3 separate regions of the Mus musculus genome follow, and regions 1 and 3 are each linked to region 2. The links are chromatin loops, found by intact Hi-C in ENCODE. Cell type or tissue: heart. All regions are shown on one strand.

Region 1 (8,000 bases), 83 kb after region 2:
CTGCCTCACTTCCCAGGGGGTTGGGTTGTAGGTGTGTGCTACCATACCCAGTTAATTTGGTGCTGGGACTGAACCCAGGACCTCATACGCAGTAAGAAAGAACTTTATCAACGTGTCCCCAATTCTTTGCCTTTAAACAAGAGGCTCCTTTTGTCTTGCCGGACTTGCTGGCTTGGCCATCAGCACTCCCGAGAGCCCTCCAAGGCCAAGCTCAGACTCCCCCCTGTTCTAAGGAGCCCTCCTTGATTATCCAAGATAATAGTAACAGAGCTCTGTCTAGCCCTATCTATTGTGTTCTGAAGCAGGCACCAGCCGGGCTCTAGCTTGCAGCTCCCATGATCTGTTGACTGCCAGTCAGCTGCTGCTACAAGAACAGACCTCATGAAAGAACTTACAGGTAGTCCAAGCTGCCCAGGCCCCAAGGCTGCCAGGGAGTGGACTGATTGTCAATCTACTCCCTACCGAAGGCCGGGCATTTAAATCCCATCCACGCTGGCCAGGCTCCAAGTGTGTTCTGAACATCAGAAACTTTTGGGTTTACAAAACTATCTTGTGGATCAGGAGAGCACTTCCACCCTTTGTTTACTTAGGGTCTCTCCCATGTCTCTCTGGCTGGCCTCGAACTCACTCTAAAGACCAGGTTGGAACTCACAGACATCCCCCTGCCTCTGCCTCCCGAGTGCTGGGATTAAAGGCGTGCGCCATCATGCTGGGTCACTACTATTGAATCTATGTTACAGATGGATAAACCAAGAATCAGAGTGGGAACATGAGGGATCCAAGGTCACACAGCAGGACTGAACTCTCTCCCAAATGCTTCAGCGTCCTCTCTAAAAGGTAAGGGACCCTCTGACGTGAAAGGGAATCCTTGCTACCTACCTGTCAAGGCAATAGGTTTCACAAGTGTCCCCAAAGGTTGGGGGTTCCCAAGCATTGCCATCCAAAGTTCTTGGGTCACCCTGCTACGTAGAGAGTGGGTGGGAGGCAACCTCTCCAGCAGCAATTCCAGGGCCAGCCGTAGGAGGTCCAGCTTCTGGGAGGATTCCTGGAGCTGGGCCTGGGCCTACCAAGGAGACACAAACACCAGGTATGGGTTAAAGGGGTCAGGCCACACCTCATGGGTATTCACTACTACCCTCCACAGGCAGCAACCCTGGGTGCAGGCCCCACTGCATGTGGATAGACCCAAACAGAGCTGTAGAGACAGCAGTGAGCCGGGGACACAGCCTGACCTCGGCCAGTGCCTTTCGGTCCTGCATCCTCTGGCCACCAAGCAGCTTCACCACATTCTTGGCACCTGCAGCCACAGCAGCCTCTACTCGAAGTCGGTGCTGCAGCTCCTCTGCCAGCAAGTCGGGGCCTGCAGGGCGGAGGTGAACCCTTAGCCTCGGCCATCGAGGGCCACCCTCCCTGACCTGAGAGGCCTCACCTGGCTCTGGAGAGCCACTGGACTCCAGGCTGCTTATCTTCATCCGGAGCAGGGCCACCTTCAGTTGACTGTCCTTTAACATCTGCTGGGCAGCCGCCAGGAGCTTCCTCTCCTGGGGAGGTGACACTCGCCCCATCAGAAGGGGCTTACGGCAGACCACCAGGGCCTGGGTGGGGCTGAGCCTCCCCTGTTATACCAAGGTTCAAGCTCCTACAAGGAAGATACTACAGGCAAGCCTCCCTTGTTGAACTAGGTAATGGGGGGTGGAGGCTGGCGGGGTGAGCGGAACCTGACACTCATCAGTTTGACAAGCTAAGTAGTAAGGATTCTGTCAGATGGAGAAGAGAGGGTAGGTTGCCAAGAGCTGGACGGGCAGCCGGCTGGATCTTCCGCTAGCCTTCTGTTGTTGGGCTTTGCTGACAGTGTGGGTCAGAGACTTGCCTCACCCACCTACCTGTACTTCTAGCATTAGGTGAGGAGCTGGGCCAGGGTAGCATTTCCCTGTTGGCACAGGGTCTGGCTGGCTTTGTGATCCTTATACCTGAGAGCTACGTCTCTCCCATCAGGTAGATGAGAAGCCAGGCCTACCCCTCTTCATCAGACGCCAGCCCTTACCTTGGGGGTGCCGCTGGCACACGTGTGAATCATATTCTCAGCCCCCTGCTTTACCTTTAGCTCTACCTGCAGCTGCCTATGTAAAGCCTCCGAGAGCCGAGCCCTGGACTGCTCCGCCCGCGGCTGGGGTTCCGAGGTCACTGGCTCTGCAACACAAGGCTAGAGTTCAGACCCCGGGGAAGCAGCGCTTGCCTTTTTCCCTTCCCTTCCGTATAGACAACATGTGGATGATATAGGGTGGTCAAAGCCAAGGCCAGGATTGTGTTCGTGAGTCTCCCGTTCCCAGGTTTATTCAGACTCCTCGCTCACCGGCTGAGGCTGGCAGCAGAACTTGGGCATGCAGCTCCCGAAGCTCGCCATGCAGCTGCTCCAGGCGGCGGTTGGAGGCCCTAAGCAGTTGCTGCACATGACCCAGGTGGCGTCGGTCTGTGGCCACGCGCCGCATGTTCTCCATGCCCTCCTTGATCTTCAGCTCCTTCTGGATGGCTCGGCGGACCATCTCTTTCTCATCCTTGGGGGCTCTCTGGCCAGTCCCAGGCTGCAAAGGGCAGAGAAGTCTTAGCCTACCCTGCTCCACAGCAAAGAGGGAACAGATACAAAAGGCAGAGCCCCAGAGTGTCTCAGAACCCTGCAGTGTCTAGCTCCTGTCTCCCTTTCAAAGAAGGGAGAGAGAAAACAGACCAGGTTCGCCCAGTGCCTTCTGGGTACTGAGGTTTACACTCTAACAACACACTAAATTCCCTTCTCCTTGGTAGTAGTCGCTCTTTTGTGGTCCTGGGGAAAGAAGCCACAGCCTGGAGCGTGCTAAACAAGAGCTCTGACACAGACCCACATGCTTAGCTCTCATTCCTATTTTATACAGGAGCAACAAAGAAAGAAGAGTTAGGTGGCTTGCTCACACAGGCAACACAGAGGAGTGGCCACTGTGGATCGAGGGACAGTGTGATCCCATTTTCTCCCAGCCTGCCACACTGCTCTCCCTAGGTCTGAGAAGCAACCGGAACCTGGGAGGTAATGTAGGCAAAGAATTCACTCTAGGTCCCCTGCAGGAGACAGCCAGTGGCCCAAAACACCACAACTTATTTCTTTTGCCTTACATAGTGTGGCAGACAGGTGCTGTGGCAGAAGTGGCAAGCAGGAGCTACAGCTGTTCACCAGATTAGAGGCACCATCAAAGGCAGGGAGAGAAAACTTCTCGGAGGCTGACCTTATTCCAGAGCAACTCCTGCTGACCCCCTTCCTATCCCCAGGATCCTGGAAGCCACACTATTTTATCCTTACCTTTCGGTGTTCCATCTCCTAAGCCCCATGAAAGAATGGCTACTCTGTTTAGGGGCCCCAGGCCTCAGCTAGGTTGATCGTCCTGCCTTAACTGTCAGAGGGCAAGGGCGAGGCTCAGGAAATCCTTTGGCTGCCCCAAGCAGGAGGGCCAGAGCCAAAGGCCTGAGCAAACAAAGCTCTTACAGAGCTGGGGGCCTGCTGGCCACCGGGGTCCTGAGTCACCTCGCTGCCGCTGCTGCAGGGCGGAGGCTCACAGGAAATCGGAAAATGTGTATAAGCTAGACAGGCCGAGAAGGATCTCCGGAGGAAGGGTACTGGGAGGGGTGAGATCCAGCCTTTCAGGCTGCCTGAGGGCTGCGGTGCTCCAGTCTACTGCACTTCACCTTCCCCTCAAGTCCTGACTTGACACTAGGGTGTTATCTTCTACATAAACATCTCACCTCACCTTTAACTGTCCTGGCATAGAACAGTATCTCTCTCTCCTGCTTAAGTGACACATCTAACCCGAACCTCTCCACATTGTGGACCCCTCGTTGGACCCAAGAGTTCCTTGCACAATGCTGAGCCAAATCCCTCTAGTGGCCAACTTGTTCTAGCCTGTGGGTGTGGTGTATTGGGGACAACGCCCACTGCGCGCACAATCTTGTCCCCGTTCCCCGTCCCTCCGCTCCCCCCACCCCCTCCCCGCTCCCCCAGTCCTCTTGGAAGGCTGTATACTCCAACCTTTGCGCTCCTGGCAAATTCCCACCTTCCTGCAAGTCTCTAGAAGATCGAATTTTAGGGAACTTGACCTATCTTACCCCCACCCCCACCCCCGGTGGCATATTCCACGGTAACAGGCGTGCTGCCGGGCTGGATCTCCGTCACTTCGGGGACCTGGGCACCAGAGCGTCTTAACCCAGGGCTCAGGCAGAGAGGCCAGAATAGTGTGAAGATCCGAGCACCGTGTGCTCAGAGTTGCAAACACGGTCGCTGCGTGCGCTTGGTTCACCTGGCGCACAGCCCCCTCCGGCTCCATGGCGCCTTGCCCGCCAGTCCTCTCCTCCACTGCGGTTCCGGAAGCCCGGGTCTCAGTGCCTGACTTTCAAACTTGAAACTTCCCGGGAAGTGGCGCGGGACACGCGGTCGGGCGCCCCCTCCGGAGACTCGCGCGCCCCGCAGGAGCTGGGGAGCAGCGCCCCCTCCCGGCCACGCGGGAGCAGCGTCACGCTCTGCACCGCAACTGTTCTTAGAGATGGGAAAGCCGAGGGCCATTTCTGCTCTAGCTTTGCCCGCAGCATGCGCTGGGGCCTGGCCTGGTCACGGAGTAAACCTTGACCCAAATTATGGCCAGATCCAAATAAGATACGAACTAACTCAGACTTGTGCAAAACGCATTTTCTGACTCAGCGGGAGTCAAGGTTCTGATTTAGCATAAGGATGTCCACAGGGGCTGAGGAGGAAGTTCAGTAACTGTGTGCTGTGAGCATAAGGATTAGATCAGTCAAACCAACCTTGTTGGTTTTTAAGGGGCTGGGAGTGAGGGCAGGACTTCTCCGGTGGGTAGGATTTGCCCAGAACATAGGGGGTGGGGGTTTGCCCTCCAGGTGTGGTCGTGAAGACCCTATGGTGCCTGGTGCAGAGGGCCAGACAGAACCGTGGTTGGCGTTAACGCCAGCACACCACACCCATGCCTTCAATCCCAGCAATTGGGAAGCAGAGGCTGTCAGATCTGTGAGTTCATGGCCAGCCTGATCTACAGAACAAGTTCCAAGACAAAAAGAAGGGCTACACAGAGAAATCAAGTCTCGAAGAACCAAAAAACAGCCAACCAACCAACCAACAACAACAGGTCTGAGGGGAGATTCTGGCTCTAACATTTTTTTTTTTTTTTTTGTTTTTTGTTTTTTTTTGAGACAGGGTTTCTCTGTGTAGCCCTGGCTGTCCTGGAACTCACTCTGTAGACCAGGCTGGCCTCGAACTCAGAAATCCGCCTGCCTCTGCCTCCCGAGTGCTGGGATTAAAGGCGTGCGCCACCACGCCCGGCTGGCTCTAACATTTTTGGCATCCTATGAGTAGCAGTAGTTGGAACCTACCTCTGGAACCAGTCTACACAAGGTTACAATCCTAGCACCAGAAAGGCTGAAGCAGGAGATGGATGGTGCGTTTGAAGGCTGCTGAGGTTGCTCTTTTTGTTCGAGAAAGGGACTCACCATATAGCATTTGCTGACTTCAAACTCAGCTACCCATTCACCTCCCTCTGCCTCCCAAGTGCTGGCTGGGATAAAGTGTGTGGCACAACACCCAGGCAGAGGGCTACTTTCACTGTTAAAACTTCTAAAAAAAAAAAAAAAAAAAAAAAAAGGGGCTGGTGAGATGGCTCAGTGGGTAAGAGCACCCGACTGCTCTTCCGAAGGTCCAGAGTTCAAATCCCAGCAACCACATGGTGGCTCACAACCATCTGTAACAAGATCTGACGCCCTCTTCTGGAGTGTCTGAAGACAGCTACAGTGTACTTACATATAATAAATAAATTAAAAAAAAAAAAAAAAAAAAAGAAAAAAAAAAAAAAACAAAAAACTTCTTAGGATTTTTTTTTTTTTTTTTTTTGGTTTGGTTTTTTTCGAGACAGGGTTTCTCTGTATCGCCCTGGCTGTCCTGAAACTCACTTTGTAGACCAGGCTGGCCTCGAACTCAGAAATCCGCCTGCCTCTGCCTCCCAAGTGCTGGGATTAAAGGCGTGCGCCACCACCGCCCAGCAGGACTTTTTTTATGTGCCTATAGGAATGTTTTGTTCACATGTGTGTGTGCACCATGTGGATGCCTTGTATCTTTGGAGGTCAGAAGATATTGAGTGCATGTAGGTGCTAGGAGTCAAAGCCAAGTCCTTTGCAGGAGCAGTGTTTTAAATCTCTGACCCTCTAGCAACAAGAAAAAGAACCACAGCTTATGAAAACTATGAATCACACCCATAAATCTCTCCCTCTGAGTTGCCGGTGCTACAGTTCAGAGGTCAAAGATATTCCCGAAGGCTGGTGAGATGGCTCAGCGGGTAAGAGTGGCTGACTGCTCTTCTGAAAGTCCTGAGTTCAAATCCCAGCAACCACATGGTGGCTCACAACCATCCATAACAAGATCTGACCCCCTCTTCTGTTGCTACAGTATACTTATAAAATCTTTGGGCCAGAGAGAGCAGGGCTGACCAGAGTGAGCAGAGGTCCTAAAAATTCAATTCTCAACAACCACATGAAGGCTCACAACCATCTGTACAACTACAGTGTACTCATATACAATAAATAAATAAATCTTTAAAAATGAAAAAGTTATTTCAAGAGGGGCTCAGTGGTGTATGTCTGTAATTCCACCATTCACAAGGATTTTTTTTTTCCTTTTCTGAAACCCAGTTTCTCTGTGTAGCTCTGGCTGTTCTGGAATGGCTCTGTAGACCAAGTTGGCCTAGAATTCAGTGATCTGTTCACCTCTGCCTCCCAAGATTAAAGATGGGCGCCACCACCACTGTCCAACTTTATCAGATGGACCTCTTTTTTTTTTTTTTTTTCCAAGACAGGGTTTCTCTGTGTAGCCCTGGCTGTCCTGGAACTCACTTTGTAGACCAGGCTGGCCTTGAACTCAGAAATCCGCCTGCCTCTGCTGGGATTAAAGGTGTGCACCACCATGCCCGGCCAGATGGACCTCTTGAGTGAGCCTGTCTCCCACCCCCACCTCACAAAAAAACCCTCACTCAACAGGAAGTACTACTGCTACTCCCAGAAGCTAAACCAATAATCTGATTCAGAGCTCTCTTTTGGTCATCTCAAACAGGAAAAAAAGAGCCAGGATCGATGGCACATGTCCTCAATCCCATCATGAGGGAGAGGCAGGCAGGTAGAGCTCAAGGATAGCCTAGTATAGAGTCCCAGGTAGCCAATGAATGCTACACAAACCCAACTCGAAAGAAAAGTTGTCTGCACATGTGATTATAGCCCCCAACCCCAACTCCCAGGGTAGTGACTGTAGTTTCCAAGTGGCTAAAAGATTCTGTATGTGCACGCTTTACCTTCCTCCGTGGCACTGAGGGCAAATGTTGGGTTCTATACATTGTAGACAAACCCTTCACCACAAATGAAAGCCCCCAGCCCTCTATAGAATACTGCTTCAGAACCACCTATACCAGAAAGCTGAATGAGTAAGTCCCTCACATGGAAGGAAAGGAGCTGGGAGCAGAAGCCATCATTAAGGCATCTGAGCAGTTGAACGGTCTGATGCAAGCACCTATGCTCAAATTCTCAGGCAGACTGCAAGCCTAGCATCCAGTATGTGGCTCCACACCCAAGATGCCTTTTAAGACTGGCCAGCCTGAAGGCGCCTAAGGTTCCATACAGGGTACATTTTCCTATTGTACCCAACTGGTGCAGCTATTCTAGGCCTCTGGTAAAATCAGTACAGATGTAGCTTGAGCTGTGAAACATCCTATAATTCCTTATATCACGTAACTGCAACCCATTAGACCTGATAAAAATTAGAGATGGGGATGGTAGAGCATGCCTTCAATCCCAACACTCAAGAAAGCAGATCTCTGGATACCTGGCCAGCATGGTCTACATAGCAAATTCCTAGAACAGTCAGGATATAGACACCTCAAAAGATATGCAAACAAACACAAGACCACCCATCCCCAATTAAATGTGGGTGTGTG
Region 2 (8,000 bases):
TTGAGAGGTTAGGAGAAAGGAGTCAGAGAAACTTAGTCATAGTGACAGAGAGTATTTTTAAAAAAGAGAGAGACTGCAGAGGAAAAGCAGATGAGAGGAGAGAAGCAACAGATTCGAGAATGGGCAAAGATCCTGTTGGCAGCCATGGACAAACTAGAAGACCATAGGAGATGCCTAAAACAGACAACTTCAGAAGAAGGAGTTAAGGGAGGCCCTGAGGTCAAAAGTGCCCCATCCCCAACCCCAGGGTAACCCTAAGAGTAAAAGGGAAACCCAACAGTTTTCCTGTTGTTGTTGATTTTTAATAAAGTTCAATATTCTGTCTTGCTAAAACATGAAGATCAAGTCTCTTCATCAGTTTATAAATGGCTTTCCAGTGGCAACAGAAACAAAACAAAGACTCAGGACATCTTAGAGGCCCTAAAAATATTGGGCTATTGAGCCTTGACAAAGAAGGCCTTACTCTACTGTTGTGTCCGGCCTGCAGCTCACATGTTTGGGTTCAAGTCTGGAAAGGCATCTTAGAAACCTGGAAGAGAAGAAGGGGACTAGGCAGCGCGAGATAAAGACGGAACCAAGACAAGGCTCTGCTCAAGGTTCAATTTTACTATTCCGACACTCCGTTATGAAGGAGGGGGAGGGGCCGATTCCTGCCAAATAATCTTGGAGTAAGGTTGCAGGTGAACACGTGATGGCTTCGGAACAGCAAAGCGGCAGGCTCCAGCAGTGGGCGAGGCAGAATGATTGAGCGGCAAGCTCCACCCCTGAGCAAGCAGGTTTCAGGCTGGAGAGGGGAGGCTACACTCTACCAATTACAGGTGACCTCCCTAGACCCAGGGGATGCATACCCAGACTCGGGGCCCTGACATCAGCCAATAGCCAATCTGATACCACTTGCCAGAAGCTGCCCTCCCACCCCCGTTTGTGCAGCCTTCTGGTTAAAGATGATGCCAGAATGACTCCTTACCATCCTCTCTTCTCGAATGCCCCCAGGATAACGTTTCAGCTGCCCTGCTGCCTGACCCTGAGCTTGATTGATGGGCTTCTGCATGACTGCTCAGATGGATGCAGAGGTAACATGGTTCACCAATGGCAACTGCCTCATTCAGGATGGACAGAGATATGCTGGGGCAGTGATGGTCTCAGACACCAAGATCATATGGGCAGAACCACTCCTGGCAGGAATGTCAGAACAGAAAGCTGAACTGGCAGCTTTGACCAAGGCAATAGAGTTGAGAAAAGACAAGAGACACAGATGGTTGGTGCCTTTGCTACTGCTCACATCTAGGGTAATTTTTATATAGAGAGAGGCCCTCTGAAGGCAGAAGGAAGAACTAAACTCCATCCCAAAGAGCAACAAGACAGCCCAGTGGGTAATCCTAGAAAATTGGGCCCCTCATTTCCTTGACTGCACTAGATCCAGGAGATCCCACACCCTCTGACCAGACAGAAGATGGGATCTTGGCCAAAAGCCTGCCCATGTATCAGTGTCATAAGAGATGATGGAGATCAGCTGACTACAAACTAATTGTACTAGAGAAAATGGGTATAAGCATACTGAAAAAGATGCATTGTTCTTCAAACATGGGACCCCAGAGAATTCAGAACTTAGTCCACCATTCCCACATCAGAATTAGAGATCCCAACTCGAAAATAGCTGAAATTGTTAAAAAACAAAAACAGAAACAAAACACCCAAAACAACCATAAATCCTGTCAATTGACCAATGCAGTTGCCAATAAAAAGAACAAAAATACTCAATACTGAAGCACTAAGCCAGAAGTCTATCAGGAAATGGACTAATGAACTTCACAGAGGTAAAGCCAAGAACATTTGGATACGCCAGGGCGGTGTTGGCACATGCCTTTAATCCCAGCACTCGGGAGGCAGAGGCAGGCTGATTTCTGAGTTCGAGGCCAGCCTGGTCTACAAAGTGAGTTCCAGGACAGCCAGAGCTACACAGAGAAACCCTGTCTCAAAAACAAAACAAACAAACAAACAAACAAAACCAAAAAAGAAAAGAAAATTTGGATACAAATATTTGCTAGTATTTATAGATACCTTTTCAAGATGGACTGAGACTTTCTCAACTAAGCATAAGACTGTGCAGATAGTAACAAAGAAACTACTGAAAGAAATTCTTCCAAGGTTTGGTTTCTCTAAGCTTATAGGCTCAGACAATGGACCTGCATTCGTGTCCCAGGTAAGTTAGAGATTAGCTAATATTTTGGAGATTGATTGGAAATTTCCTTGTGCTGACAGACTCCAGCGTTCAGGACAGGTAGAGATGGTAAATAGAATCCTAAAAGAGACCTTAACTAAATTGACCTTAGAGACTGATGATGACTCTCTCCCCTTCATCCTTTATAGAGTTCAGAACTCCCCACCCAGGTAGGACTCACCCTTTTGAAGTTGTGTTTGGTTCACCTGCTGACAGAAGCTGTTACATGATCTCGAGGGTGCCCAGTGGGTGCACAAGCTTGTTTGGCATAGCATTGTGCTTTCCATAAAGCAGGTCCACCTGTGGAGCTCCATCAACTTGAGCCTGGAGACACAGCCAGGGGTCATAGAGCTTCGCTGAAAGGGTCCCTGTGCTACAGAGTCCACCACACATCCAGTTGCTGTTGAAGAAGACCCTGGCCAGCAGGAGGAGAATTCAGCCTCAAGACTCCCTCTTGTCTCCCACTGATGCCCCTACCCATGCCCCAGGGGCACCACAAAGACATAGCCCTGTCACTGTTTTCATGAAGCTTCAGAAGTTCCGTGATTGGGCCTTCTGGTCGAAAGAGAAAGGGAAGGGGGTGAGAGGTCAAGTCTTTTAAGTTCAGACTCCATTTTAGAGAACTTGATCTAAGTTTGAACTCAGGTAGACTAACAGGCTGGTATCTTGCATTGGTTTCCAAGTTGTCCCTCAACAAAACCAAAGCCTAGCTCCAGTCTTTAGGCTAATCCCCAACAAGACCAGCGTCTCAAGGTTACACCCTCAACAAGACCAGCATCTCCAGGGTATTCCCCCAACAAACCTGCATCCCCAGGTTACAAGCCCACCCCCTGCCTAACGACCACCAATGTGGACGGGAGCAGAAGTTAATTTATGGTATGACTCCCAGCACCAGCCAATTATGTTAAAGGTCACAGCAGCTTTCCAATTAGATGCCTGTTGCTTATTATAAAGCCTTGTCCTGATAGATATTCTGACCTCAACCACCACCAAAACCGTCCTGCGTGACAGCAGTGAGCTGGGGGGGACCCAAGCTAGGTGGAATAGAATAAAGACCCTGCTGTGAGTTGCATTAGTTTGGCTCCTGTCTGTTTTGGGGGAGAATCACTAACATTTCCCTGGCAGTACATACTCACATATACAAGATAGATAGATAGATAGATAGATAGATAGATAGATAGATAGATAGATAGATAGATAGATAGATAGATAGATAGATAGAACATAGCAGTGGCCCAAAAGCTCAGATCATAGAAGCTGCATTTTTTCTCTTCAGTCCACCCCTACCTGAGAGTGGAAGAATCCAAATCCCCTGCAATGTCCTGAGTCAAACACCAGAGGGAAGCAAAGAACACACCAAAGAAATTGGAGCCTAGAAAACTTTTAACCATGTGAAAGGGGTTTTAAGTGAAATTGATAATTTTAAAGAAAAATAGACACATAAAGATGAAAAACACAATAAAGAGCTTTGGGCTTTATGTAACACTATTTTAAACATTTTGAGGAAGATGGAAGTAATGAATAAAATTGGCACATTGCTGATTAAAATTATTGTATTATTAAGCTTCATTTGGGGGGTGGGGGGCTGAGACAGGGTTTCTCTGTGCAGCCCTGGCTGTCCTGGAACTCACTCTGTAGACCAGGTTGGCCTCAAACTCAGAAATCAACCTTCCTCTGTCTCCCAAGTGCTGGGAAAAAGGTGTGCACCACCACTGCCTGGCTTAAGCTTCATTCTTTTTTTTTTTTTTTTTTTTTTTTGTATAGAAACATCTTTTATTTGGGTAACATATCCCAAAACAGGTCAGTTAGTAAAATAGATTCTACAGAGTACAGACCTATGCACAGCCCTCCCTCCCCAAAAATAATCCTGAGGGAGGGAGTCTGTCTCCCTCCACCCCGGACTCCTCAGATATAAAGTTTTGGCAGGTTATTGGTTTTCTTCTAGGTATGGACCACCATGTCTACTTTCTGTAGTGTCTGGTGTCAGTACCTACTTTTCTCTCACTCCAGACCAGTTCAGTAAACATTTCTTCCCCACCCCAAATTATGGGGCCGAAATAAAAGAGCAAATAGGTCTCTACTGAGGTGCTGGGCAGGCCCCAGCTCCTCAGCACTGTGCTTTCAAAAAGGGGGCAGGTGAGCAATACATGTGCTACACACCTTTAATCCCAGTGCTCAGGAGGCAGAGGCAGACTGAGCTCTGAGTTTGAGGCCAGGACAACCAGGGCTATACAGAGAAACCCTGTCAAAAAAACCTAAAGGGTGGGTGGGTGGGTATTTGGCACTTTAACAACAGACTAGTGAGCTAGGCAGTGGTGGCATGGCACCCCTTTAGTCCCAGCATTAAGGAGGCAGAGGCAGAGACTGGTGGAGCTCTGTAAACTCAAGCCCAGCCTGGTTTACAAGAGTGAGTTCCAGGACAGCCAAGGCTACACAGAGAAACCCAAAAAGGTGAGGACAGGAGAGGCCAGATAAATTATGAAACCTGGCAGAGAGACCATTTGGCACTAGTCCCTTAGTGGAAGACAAGAGAGAAATATAAGAGTAGGAGGGAAGAAAGGAGGAGGAACCATTTCAGCCATCAGAGTGGTGAGATGGGCTAGAACCAACAGGATACTGGCTTTGACTTACAACCTCTGTATCTTTATCGCAATGAGGCTGGATGCCTAACTCAGTTCTTCTGTCAGCTTGTCTCTGAGATGTACTGCCTGGCCTCTGACTGTAGCAGTCTGCCTCCTTCTAATGTCCCTGACCACGTCTGTAGTAACTTCGCTATCTCTTATTCTTTGGGTCTGGGGCTAGCCTCTTCTCTGCCCACTTCCATCTCATTATTCATAGTCCAAATGTCCCATCCCTATCTCTAAGAGAACTCTTTGGTCCTCACTACTTTCCTTCTCCACTTCTTTCTATTTCCCACCAATTGAGAAGGGGAGGGAGGGAGGACAGGGGCACCTGATAGCCAACCTCCCCTGCCTTTTCTCCTGAAGCACCTTAGATTTGGACAAAGAGAAGGCCAGTGAGCAGGGCAAAGCCTGCTAGGAGCAGAATGACCTTGAGGATCCTCTGCTCAGAAGTGGCCAGTTCCTGGGGTAGAATTTCCAGGAAGGTGATATAGAGGAAGGTGCCAGCTGCCATGCCCTCTAGAACAGATTGGGCCAGCTGGTGCAGAGGCCCAGCTGACTCTGCCAGAGCTGCACCCAACCCGATGCCCAGAGGTGTCATACATGAGAAGAGGATCCCGCAGCCAGCCACCACCTGCACACGTAGGTGGCTCTGTAGCAGCCGCAGGGACAGGCTGACTGCCAGAATGCCCCTGTGAAGCAGCAGAGCTAGGCACAGCTCCATTGCCCGAGCCCTGTCTCGCTGCAACCCTACAGCCAGGCCCTCAAATACTGAGTGCAAGGCTAAGGAGAAGACCGGGACACAAGCACGCAGGGCTGAGGGAGCTGCTGGAGTTCCGCCGGCCTGGGGGATCCCTGGTCCATCATGCCAATGCTGAGGCCCACCATTCACTGTGCCCAGTAGAGCCCTTGTCTCTTTCGAATGGGGTGGACTGGACTGTTCCTTGTAAGCCAGCGTGATTTGCTCCATCACCAGGACCAGGAAGAAACCCATGGCCAAGATGAATTCTTGCAAGGGGAACTGAAGCGTCACATGCAGGGCCTCCAAGGCCTCATCTATGGCAGCCAGGTAGTCAGGCAGCAGGTCCAGAAGACATGTAGCCAAAAAGACTCCTCCTGCGAAGCAGCTGACGAGGCTCAGGGCTTTCTGGCCCGAGGCTGAAGCTTCATGGTTAGCACCTGACCTTCGAAGCACACAGACAGGTACCAGGCTGCCGATGAGTGTCAGCAGCAGCAGCACCAGGGCCCCCAGTTTCCCCTCCAGCCCTACTGGCACCGAGGGCTCCAATGCGACTGCTTCTGGGCGCCACACCAGGAGCTCTGGTTCCCCCAGGACCCCATGGTGGCTGTGATAACTCGGTGACTCTTGGACCTATACAGAGAAAACTCCCGAGGGTCTCACTCCATTGCTGTCTCTCAGTTCCGGCCTTGCGTCGGGAATTCCCACCCCCTCCCCTTAAGCTTCATTCTTAACAAGCAGTTTGGTTTGCTGTATCTTTTTTTTTTTTTTTTTTAAACCAAGGACTTTGAAAAAATTCACAAATCTTAGAAAAAAGTACAGAAAATTATAAATCAGAGTGAAGAGATTACTTGGATATCTTAAAAAACAGGAAAAAAGACAAAGGTGAAATATGATGAGAAGCATTAGAAGAAAGGTTACAGAAATTTATAAATCTAAATGAACAAGATAGCAGAGACACAGGCGCAGGAGAGGGATGGAAGATGGACATAGATTTAAAAGGGGAGTTTAAAATATTGACAGATTAAAAAGAAAGCCAGCCAAAGGTTGTTAGGAAAACCAAGCCAAACCAGCAGCTTGTCCATGTAGTGTCCAGCAAAGGCCAGCAGCTTGTCCATGTAGTGTCCAGACAGGCCAGCAGTCGCTGAGCACCCCTGAGAGGACTGTGGACGGCTTCCTGGGGACGTGCTGGCCTTGGGAAAGTTTAAGGGAACTTACAAGTTAAGTGTTGCTAATGTTGGCATGCACTTGCCATACCTAAAAAAATCTTGACTTCTTGGGTGATCAAAACTAGAATAATCCAAGCTGGGTGTAGCACTTTAATCCCAGCACTCGGGAGGCAGAGGCAGGCAGATTTCTGAGTTTGAGGCCAGCCTGGTCTACAAAGTGAGTTCCAGGTCAGCCAAGGCTATACAGAGAAACCCTGTCTTGAAAAACAAAACAAGCCGGGTGTGGTGGCGCACACCTTTAATCCCAGCACTCGGGAGGCAGAGGCAGGCGGATTTCTGAGTTCGAAGCCAGCCTGGTCTACAAAGTGAGTTCCAGGACAGCCAGGGCTATACAGAGAAACCCTGTCTCGAAAAACAAACCGAAAAAAAAAAAAAAAAGAAAAGAAAAGAAAAACAAAACAAAACAAAACAAACAAACAAACAAAAAAAACCCAAACCCTAGAATAATCCAAGTCTGGAAAGATATGGCAAGAACAATATTAGAACCTGGGTCATGGTTACAATGACTTTTGTAGTGGATAGAAGAGGCTAGGGAAACAGAACCAGGGTTATTAACATTCCCACAGACCCCTGCTAGGGGAAGGTCAGTACGTGGAGGTAGAGATGCAAGTCATATGTCCTTATATGATGAAGAAACCTTGGCATTATGACGGATGGCAGCCTTAAATGCCCAGGACAAATTTTTTTTTAAAGATTTATTTATTTATTATATGTAAGTACAATGTAGCTGTCTTCAGACACTCCAGAAGAGGGCATCAGATTTCGTTATGGATGGTTGTGAGCCACCATGTGGTTGCTGGGATTTGAACTCCGGACCTTCAGAAGAGCAGTCGGCGCTCTTAACCACTGAGCCATCTCGCCAGCCCCCCCCCCTTTTTTTTTTTTTTTTTTTGGACAAATTTGAAGGAATAGGAAAAAGAAACATTCACTGGCTTTTTGCAAAAATTGGCTTCAGCTGCAGATGCGAAGACACCAGATCCACTAGTAGGAAGACACTAATCAATACCAGATCCACTAGTAGGAAGACACTAGTCAATACCAGATCTACTAGTAGGAAGACACTAATCAAATCTTTGGCTTTTGAAAATGCTAATGCTGAGTGCAAAGGTGTGATCTGATCTGACTTTAAAGACTTGATCAGCAGCTGTAGCTGAATGGATCAGAAATGCAGTTGAGTCGGGCGTGGTGGC
Region 3 (8,000 bases), 120 kb after region 2:
GCTGCATGTAATGGCAGCTCTAGGGGACACAATGTCCTCTTCTGCAGACTCCAGCACACACTTGGGGAGGCACCCAGATGCACACATACACACATAAGTACAAATACGATCCTTAAAGACAGCCGCACATGTACAGTGCACACACAGCTTAGAGGCTGGTGGGCACTGCTCCATGGCACAGTGGTCGCCCAGAGTGGACCAGCCCTGGTTCACTACTGCACTGCAGCAGAATAACAGCAAGCAAAAGGAAGTGGGAATGCTAGGAGGCTCTGGGATCCAGCACTGCCTCAGCCTGTGCAAGTACCCCATCCCCGGCTGTCCCTTCAACCTAGAAAGTCTAACCTGGAGCTGGAGAGTGCTTAAGAGCGTTTGCTGCTCTTCAGGAAGACCCAGGTTCTATTCCCAGTACCCACCACATTAGTGGTTCACAACCATCTGTAAATCTAGCTTCAGGGAACGCAGTACCCTCTCCCGAACTCTTTGGGGATCTCTCTGTCTCTGTCTCTCTGTCTCTGTCTCTCTCTCTCTCTCTCTCTCTCTCTCTCAACACACACACACACATGCATAACTTACAAAATGTAAGACATTTATTTTGGAGGCCCTGGAGAGCCAGCTCAGCAGTACAGAGCATTGGGTGCCTTCTCAGAGGACCCGGGTTGAGCTTTCATTGTCTACAAGGTGGCTCACCATCGTCCGTAACTCCAGCTTTAGGGATCCAGTGACCTCTTCTAGAGTGCTGGATTAAAGATCATTTACAGAACTTCATTTCCTTTTAGTAAACTGCTAAGATGCTTCCAGTCAGCCAGGTGGTGGTGGTGCACACCTATAGGCCCACCACTCAGGAGGCAGAGGCAGGTGGATCTCTGAGTTCGAGGCCAGCCTGGTCTACACAGTGAGTTCCAGGACAGCCAGGGCTACACAGAGAAACCGTGTTTCACAATACAACAAAGCAGCAGAAAGATGGTGTTTCCAGTCTCCTTCCCGTCAGGAAGCCTGGGCTGTAAGTACCTTGCTCTCTGGCCATCTCCTCTCGAGAGATCAGCATGGGCAGGTGGTGCTGTACTGCCTCTCAGCAGTGCACTGGGAAGAAAGCCTTATATTCACATTTAGTTATTTCATGTGTAAGAGTGTTCTGTCTGTATACTATGTGAGATTGTGGTACTCTGGGCGGCCAGAAGAGGGTGTCAGATGCTGGGGTCCTGGGGCTGCGAGCCAATGGTCTCCTCTGAAGAGCAGTGAGTGTGTTTGCATGTTTTGTTCTTTTGTGTGTGTGTGTGTGTGTGTGTGTGTGTGTGTTTTTCCCCGAGACAGGGTTTCTCTGTGTAGCCCTGGCTGTCCTGGAACTCACTCTGTAGACCAGGCTGGCCTCAAACTCAGAAATCCACCTGCCTCTGCCTCCGAGTGCTGGGATTAAAGGCGTGCACCACATGCCCAGTTTGTGTATTAAAAAAAAATATTTGCTTATTTATTTTATGTATATGCATACACTGTACAGGTGGTTGTGAGCCTTTATGTGGTTGTTGGGAATTGAATTTTAGGATCTCTGCTCACTCCGGTCCACCCCGCTCGCTCAGTCCCTGCTCACTCCAACCCAAAGATTTGTTTATTGTCATACATAAGTACACTGTTGCTGTCTTCAGACTCACCAGAAGAGGGCATCAGATCTCATTACGGATGGTTGTGAGCCACCATGTGGTTGCTGGGAATTGAACTCAGGACCTCTGGAAGAGCAGTGGGTGCTCTTAGCCGCTGAGCCAGCTCTCCAGCCCGTGGTTGTTTCTTAGTGGGTTGTGTTAGTTCTTGTGGGAAGTACCATGGCGAATATGGAAGTGTGGTGCTGCTCCCTTGGCAGAGGGTTAGAGTTTGAGTATCTGTCCCTCCAGTGCTTTGAACCTCTGGGATGCCCTAGCGGTGCATACGGCCTGCAGCCTGCTGTGACCCTGGACAGCAGGTGTTTGGTGTGATCTGGGAACCCGATTTTATGTTGAGCTGGAGTTAGTAACTACTTGCATAACTCAGTCTGCTGTCAAAAGTACCAGGAGGTCTATCCTCTGAGGAGAAGGTAGCCAGGTCTGGTAGCTGATGACTGTGGGTTGGGGGTGTGGGGGGGACGGGCGGTGCAGGGCGGACACTGAGTCAGGTGTTCAAGGCCAGCGTTGGCTACATAATGAGTTCTAGATTAGTCTAGATTCCATGAGCCCTGCCTCAAAAAAAAAAAAAAAAAAGGATAATGGTAAATAAAGTCTACATGTACCAGGTGGACTGCCAAGACTGTGGCTTAGTAGGGAGGGAGCACTCCCTACTCCTGAAGAGGACTCAGATCTTGAATCCAGTTCCAAAACAGCCACTGTCTTCTCGGCAAAGCACACATAGACGTAAAATAAACCAGTCTTCAGGTTATTACAGACCCTTGGGGTCATGTGATCCTTCTGCCTCAGTTGCCTGCACGGCTGGCTGCTCCACTATGATCTTTGATTTTTATTTTATGATTTTTTTTTGGGGGGTGGTGGTGGTTTGAGACAGGGTTTCTCTGTGTAGCCCTGGCTGTCCTGGAACTCACTCTGTAGACCAGGCTGGCCTCGAACTCAGAAATTCACCTGCTTCTGCTTCCCGAGTGCTGGGATTAAAGGTGTGCGCTACCACACCTGGCTTTATTTTATGTTTTTATTTTTAAGATTGTTATATTTTGTGTGTGGTGGGCAGTAGTGTAAATGCCACAGTGCATGTCTGTCACAGGGACAGTGTGGGAGTTAGCTCTCTCCTTTCACTGTGCAGGTCTTGAAGGACAGGCTCAGTGGTGAGCATCTTTGCCTGTTGAGCCATTTGGCTGAGCCCAATCCTGCTCTTTTTTGTTTGTTTGCTTTGAATTTTCAAGGCAGGGATTCTCTGTGTATCCCTCTGTGTCCTGGATCTCGCTCTATAGAGACCATGCTGACCTTGAACTCCGAGATCTGCCTGCTTCTGCCTCCAGGAGGCTGGGATTAAAGGCATGCACCACCGCCTGGCCCCACCTTGCTCTTTTAAAGTGTGCAGTTGTGTGGTGTGGAGTTGCTTTCAGTGCACACTCATCTCTAGGACAGGACCTTTTCCTCAGGGAGGAGCCCTGAGTTCCTTGAGAGAAACCTAGGACATATGAGCTGAACAGTTTCTGTCTTTACATCCCCTGGACTGCAGGGTAGGCGCCTTGTGCTTGTCTCCTGCTCACTTAAATGTGAATGGTTGAGTACCCTTCTCTCCAGGCATGCCTTCTGGGGTGTTGCCTGTCTAGCACGGCACATGCATGGCGCCCTCTGCTGGAGCCTGTGCCATTAAGTAAACCTGTGGCTTCTCCCACCAAAGTCTTGGTACTGGGCTGACAGGCATGCCAGCATGCCTGGGGCCCCCTTCCCTGCTTTGGGGCCCCCTTCCCTGCTTTGAGACATTGTTGCTCAAACTGGCCTCAAATTTAGGACGATCCTCCTGCCTCCACCTCCTGAGTGCTGGGATTAAGGTGTGTGACACTTTTGTCTCTAGATCCTTTTTAAGGCCTTGTGAAAAGACCCAGACTAACCAGAAATGTAGCGATTACTGCATACAGCTCATCTCCCGGCCTGGCCTCTCCCTTGAGTCCAAGTCTTTTGAGTAGCTGTTTGCTGCAGAAGCACTCAGAGCCAAGTTCAGCTAGGGGTGTGGCTGGGTGTGTGTGTGTGTGTCCGTATGGGACATATACCTATAATTCCAGGTAGAAATAAGAGGACCAGAAGTTGAAGGTCATCTTCATCTTCATCTTCAGACCCTGGAAGTGGGAGAAACAGCACTTGCATATTCAGGGTGAGAGCAAGTTTATGTGGACAGTACACGCTGGAGGGACGCTGGGCCTGGTTGCTGGATCTGCATTGCTTAGTCCATGTATACACACACACACACACACACACACACACACACACACACACATATATATTTAATGTATGAGTACACCATTGTTTTCTTCAGACACACCAGAAGAGGCATTAGATCCCATTACAGATGGTTGCCAATCACCGTGTGGTTGCTGGGAATTGAACTCAGGTCCTCTGGAAAAGCAGTCAGTGCTCTTAACTGCTGAGCCATCTCTCCAGCCCCCTTGCTCAGTGCTCTTAAGAGGTATTACATGTCCTTAACACTGGGTCAGATAGGTGCGAGTCTGCTATAGTGCTCTCACATCGAGTGTATATCAACGAGTGTTCACACAGGCCTTGGAAGGGAACAGTCATGGATGGGGGTGTGGGGTAGAGGAGACCTGAGGCCTGGAGAAGCCAAGGGACTCTGATGGCCTCTTGTTCGTTGTCAAGACCAGGTGAATAGGGTCCATCAGAAAAGAGGGTGAAGGGGCTGACTTTGTGGCCTTGGGCTTCACCCCAGAATCAGAAACACACACACATACGCGCACACACACACATGCGCGTGTGCGTGGGCCATTATTTTTTATTTTAAAATCTTTTTTTTTCACATAACATATTCTGATCAGGGTCCCTCTTCCCAACTCCTCCCAACTCCTCCCCTCACCCAAATCCACACTCTTTATTTTTCCTCTGAAAACAAGCAACCGAAAAACAAACAGGCTGGGCGTGGTGGTGCACGCCTTTAATTCCAGCACTCGGGAGGCAGAGGCAGGTGGATTTCTGAGTTCGAGGCCAGCCTGTTCTACAAAGTGAGTTCCAGGACAGCCAGGGCTGCACATAGAAACCCTGTCTTGAAAAACCAAAAAAAAAAAACAAAGAAAAAAAAAAACAAAGAAAAACAAACAGACAAACCAGAAAGAACAAAACAAACAAACAAACAGAAAAAAAAGCCAAACAATTTAAAGAAAGTCCAGTGCCTCCCGGCTGGGTTTAAACTTAATATGTAGCCAAGGACAAGGTGTGACCCCCACCTCCACTTTCTGTGTGGTAGCATTGTAGCTGTTAGTCAATGTGGCTGAGTTAGATCACATTTTCTGTTCTTTTTTTTTTTTTTTTTCCTTTCTTTTTTTAGACAGAATAGCTCAGGATGTCCTGGAACTTGCTGTGTAGACCAGTCTAGCCTGGTCTTCCTGCCTCTGTCTTGGCTTCTGCCTCCTGAGTCCTGGAATTAAAGACACGTACCCTCACACCATAATGACCACAGCGCTCTGACCACTGAAGACATTGGCTCTGTCCACCTGGGCTGATGCGTTGACCCCTGACTTGTCCTAGGTCTAGCATGGCTTGTCCTCGGCTGCTGTCCTGGCGAGGTGGGCAGCTGCTTCCTCTATCAATCCAAGTTCCAGGACTGAGCAGGGAGTTGGACCAGTCCAGAGATCCCTTTAGAGCAGTGTTTCTCAACCTTCCTGATGTAATGCTGCGACACTTTAATACAGTTCCTCATGTTGGGGTAACCTCCTGCCTTAAAATTATTTCCTTGCTGTTCACAACTAATTTTGCTATTGTTGTGAATTATAACAATTTTTTAAAAATTTTTTTATTTTTTTTGGTTTTTCGAGACAGGGTTTCTCTGTATAGCCATGCTGTCCTGGAACTCACTTTGTAGACCAGGCTGGCCTCAAACTCAGAAATCCGCCTGCCTCTGCCCTCCTGGGATCAAAGGTGTGCTCCACTATGCCTGGCTTATAACAAATATTTGATATGCTTGATATCTGGTATATGACCCTCAAGTGGGTCCAGACCCACAGGTTGAGAACCACTGCTTTAGCGTGCGCTGACTACCCCTGCTGCTCCAGCCCCTCCCTCTATTGGCTCAACCTTGACAGTAAGTAGCAGACACCACCCAAACAGCTCACAGTGGACCCTGTGGTGTGCATACCTCAAGACCTCCATGTGGACCAGACATCTGGTTCTGAGAGGCAGAAATTGGAATCTACCATCATTACTTTGTGGCTATATGTGCACATGTGTGGAGCCCAGAGGAGCCTCCCAAGCTCTGAGACCACAGGTAGGAGCCACCAGTGTTGTTGGCACCAGCCTGCCTCTACCTGAGACTTGACTCTGTCCCCTTTGCTCACTGTAGGACTGGCTCCAGCAGTCTCCACACAGCAGCTCCCAATTGGTTCTCCCTCACTTGAGCCTGAAGGGACTGGCAAGGCCTTTTCTGTTCCCATGTGGCTGGCTGTGGGGCCAACCCCTTCAGGCCTGCCAGAGCCAAGCACCCCTGTGTGTGTGTGTGTGTGTGTGTGTGTACATAAATACACATCTGCTTCCCAAACACCATGTGAAGTGCCAGACATGCATAAATGGTGAGATGGGACCCTGTGTTGGAGGTTTGCCACCTGGGAATTCTGAGCAAGTATGAAGTTAATAATACAGCAGCTGGCTGCCAGGGACCATGTCTGAATGTAGTATCCTGTGGGGCTGAGAAAGGCACTGAACCCAATTTCTAGGGTTTTTCAGCCTATAGGGGCTTCATATACAGAACCTTGGTGGGTGGCAGAGGTCTGGGCCTCTTTCCCAAGAGCCTCTTTTGATAGACAAGATGATGACAAGGGTGGCTGTGGCTCTGGTTTGGTCTGTGCCTACAGCTTCTCCCCAGGTGGGTCCTGTGCTTAATCGGCAGGGAGGAGGTGAAGCTGTAGGAAGGGTGGCTTTCTCCCCACTGGCTTGTCATGAATACCTGTCTGAAAGAAAGACGCTTGATTTTTTTTTTTTTTTTTTTTTTTTTTTGGTTTTTTTGAGACAGGGTTTCTCTGTATAGCCCTGGCTGTCCTGGAACTCACTCTGTAGACCAGGCTGGCCTTGAACTCAGAAATCTGCCCGCCTCTGCCTCCCAAGTGTTGGGATTAAAGGTGTGAGCCACCACCACCACGCCTGACAAGACTCTTGATTTTGATACAAGCTAGGGTCATTTGTAGAGAGGGGACATCGATTGCAAAAATGCCTATATCACATTGTCCTGATTAATAGTTGCTATTGAGGGCCCAGCCCACCATGGGCAGTGCCACTCCACAGATGATCCTGGCCTGTAGAAGAAGATTAGAGAGCTGAGCAAGCCATGGAGAGCAAGTTAGTGAGCAGCACTCCTCTGTGCTCTCTGCTACAGTCAGTTCCTGTCTGCAGGCGGGAATCTGCCTGGAAACGGGAATTCCTGCCCTGACTTCCTTTGGTGATGAAATCTAACTGTAAGTCAAAGGGACTTTTCTCCCTGCGTTGATTTTGGTTAGTGTTTTATCCCAGAAACAGAGAACAAGCTAGGGTAATAGACCAGGCGGGTCTCAAACTTACAGGGATCGGTATGTTCCTGCCTTCCAAGTGCTGGGATTAAAGGAGTGTGCCACCACATAGAGGATACAGTATGTGCTCTTAAACCACGAAGCCATCTTTCCAGGAAACGATCCCCCAGCTGTGTGTGTGCACAGCCGTGTATGCAGGTCTGAAGACAGCTTCAGGAGTCTGCTCTTTCCACTATGTAGGCTTTGGGAATCGGATCCAGGTCATTGGACTTGGTGATAAATCAGTGCCTTTATCCACTGGACCATTTTGCTGGTCATGACCCTGGTTTTAATCTCCTTCCAGAAAAGTTGCCAGACAGCGGGCATTGCCACAGCCGAGTCGTCTGCCCAGGCCCGGACACATGCAGATGCCCAGGTACAGACAGAGGCTCCCGAAGAGCCAGCGGCCATGGCTCCTGTTTCCCAGTATGACACCCTCAGGCTGGAAGCCTTTCTCCGGAGGGTGGAGGCCATGGTCATCCGGGAGCTGAACAACAACTGGCAGAGTCATGCCTTCGATGGCTATGAGGTGAACTGGACTGAGCAGCAGCAGACGGTAAGACGGGGGCTGCTGGCTTGGGGTGGTGCCCCTCAGGCTCCAAGGTCTCTTTAGAGCTTTGCTTTGCTCTACCAGAGGGACAGTAGTACCAGCACCAGCCAGTATACCAGGTAGAGAGTGTAGAGCTGGCTCACCCTGGGAGGAGGTGGCCCTCTTGGGGGAAGCCCATGACTGTAACAAAATCGAGTTGCTGAAGAGGTGTGGGGTTGTCGCCAGGGCAGCCTGCCACTACCCTGGCACCAT

What was found. A loop is a pair of places that touch in the nucleus more often than their neighbours do. Peaks named below come from ENCODE experiments on the same cell type or tissue, not always from the same donor. Only the 100,000 strongest peaks of a DNase experiment are listed, where the experiment ranks them.
Region 1: a loop joins it to region 2, with 3 times the contacts of the local background. A loop is called at or near these places in 7 of 42 quality-filtered maps.
Region 3: a loop joins it to region 2, with 11 times the contacts of the local background. A loop is called at or near these places in 9 of 42 quality-filtered maps.

What each region holds. Positions count from the first base shown.
Region 1 is chr2:30,074,116-30,082,115 of GRCm38, reverse strand. Pkn3 (protein kinase N3) reads right to left here and starts at 3,418. Exons shown (of 22, transcript NM_153805.2): 1 at 3,326-3,418; 2 at 2,354-2,582; 3 at 2,045-2,190; 4 at 1,430-1,541; 5 at 1,233-1,360; 6 at 880-1,063. The coding sequence starts at 3,340. In heart, a CTCF peak has its summit at 3,871 (motif pointing left); DNase peaks (open chromatin) are centred at 1,555, 3,535, 3,935, 4,465 and 1 weaker place; H3K4me3 peaks cover 2,732 bases; H3K27ac peaks cover 3,442 bases.
Region 2 is chr2:30,157,579-30,165,578 of GRCm38, reverse strand. Gm31080 (a long non-coding RNA gene) reads right to left here and starts at 2,973. Exons shown (of 4, transcript XR_866091.1): 1 at 2,403-2,973; 2 at 968-1,175; 3 at 464-529. It also overlaps the pseudogene Slc39a1-ps. In heart, a CTCF peak has its summit at 3,557 (motif pointing right); no DNase peak of the experiment used is centred here.
Region 3 is chr2:30,037,929-30,045,928 of GRCm38, reverse strand. It overlaps Wdr34 (WD repeat domain 34), which reads left to right. Exons shown (of 9, transcript NM_001008498.2): 2 at 7,503-7,754. Among named protein-coding and RNA genes, the nearest start is that of Wdr34, 7.0 kb to the left of the region's middle. In heart, CTCF peaks have their summits at 1,616 (motif pointing right) and 3,299 (motif pointing left); a DNase peak (open chromatin) is centred at 3,298.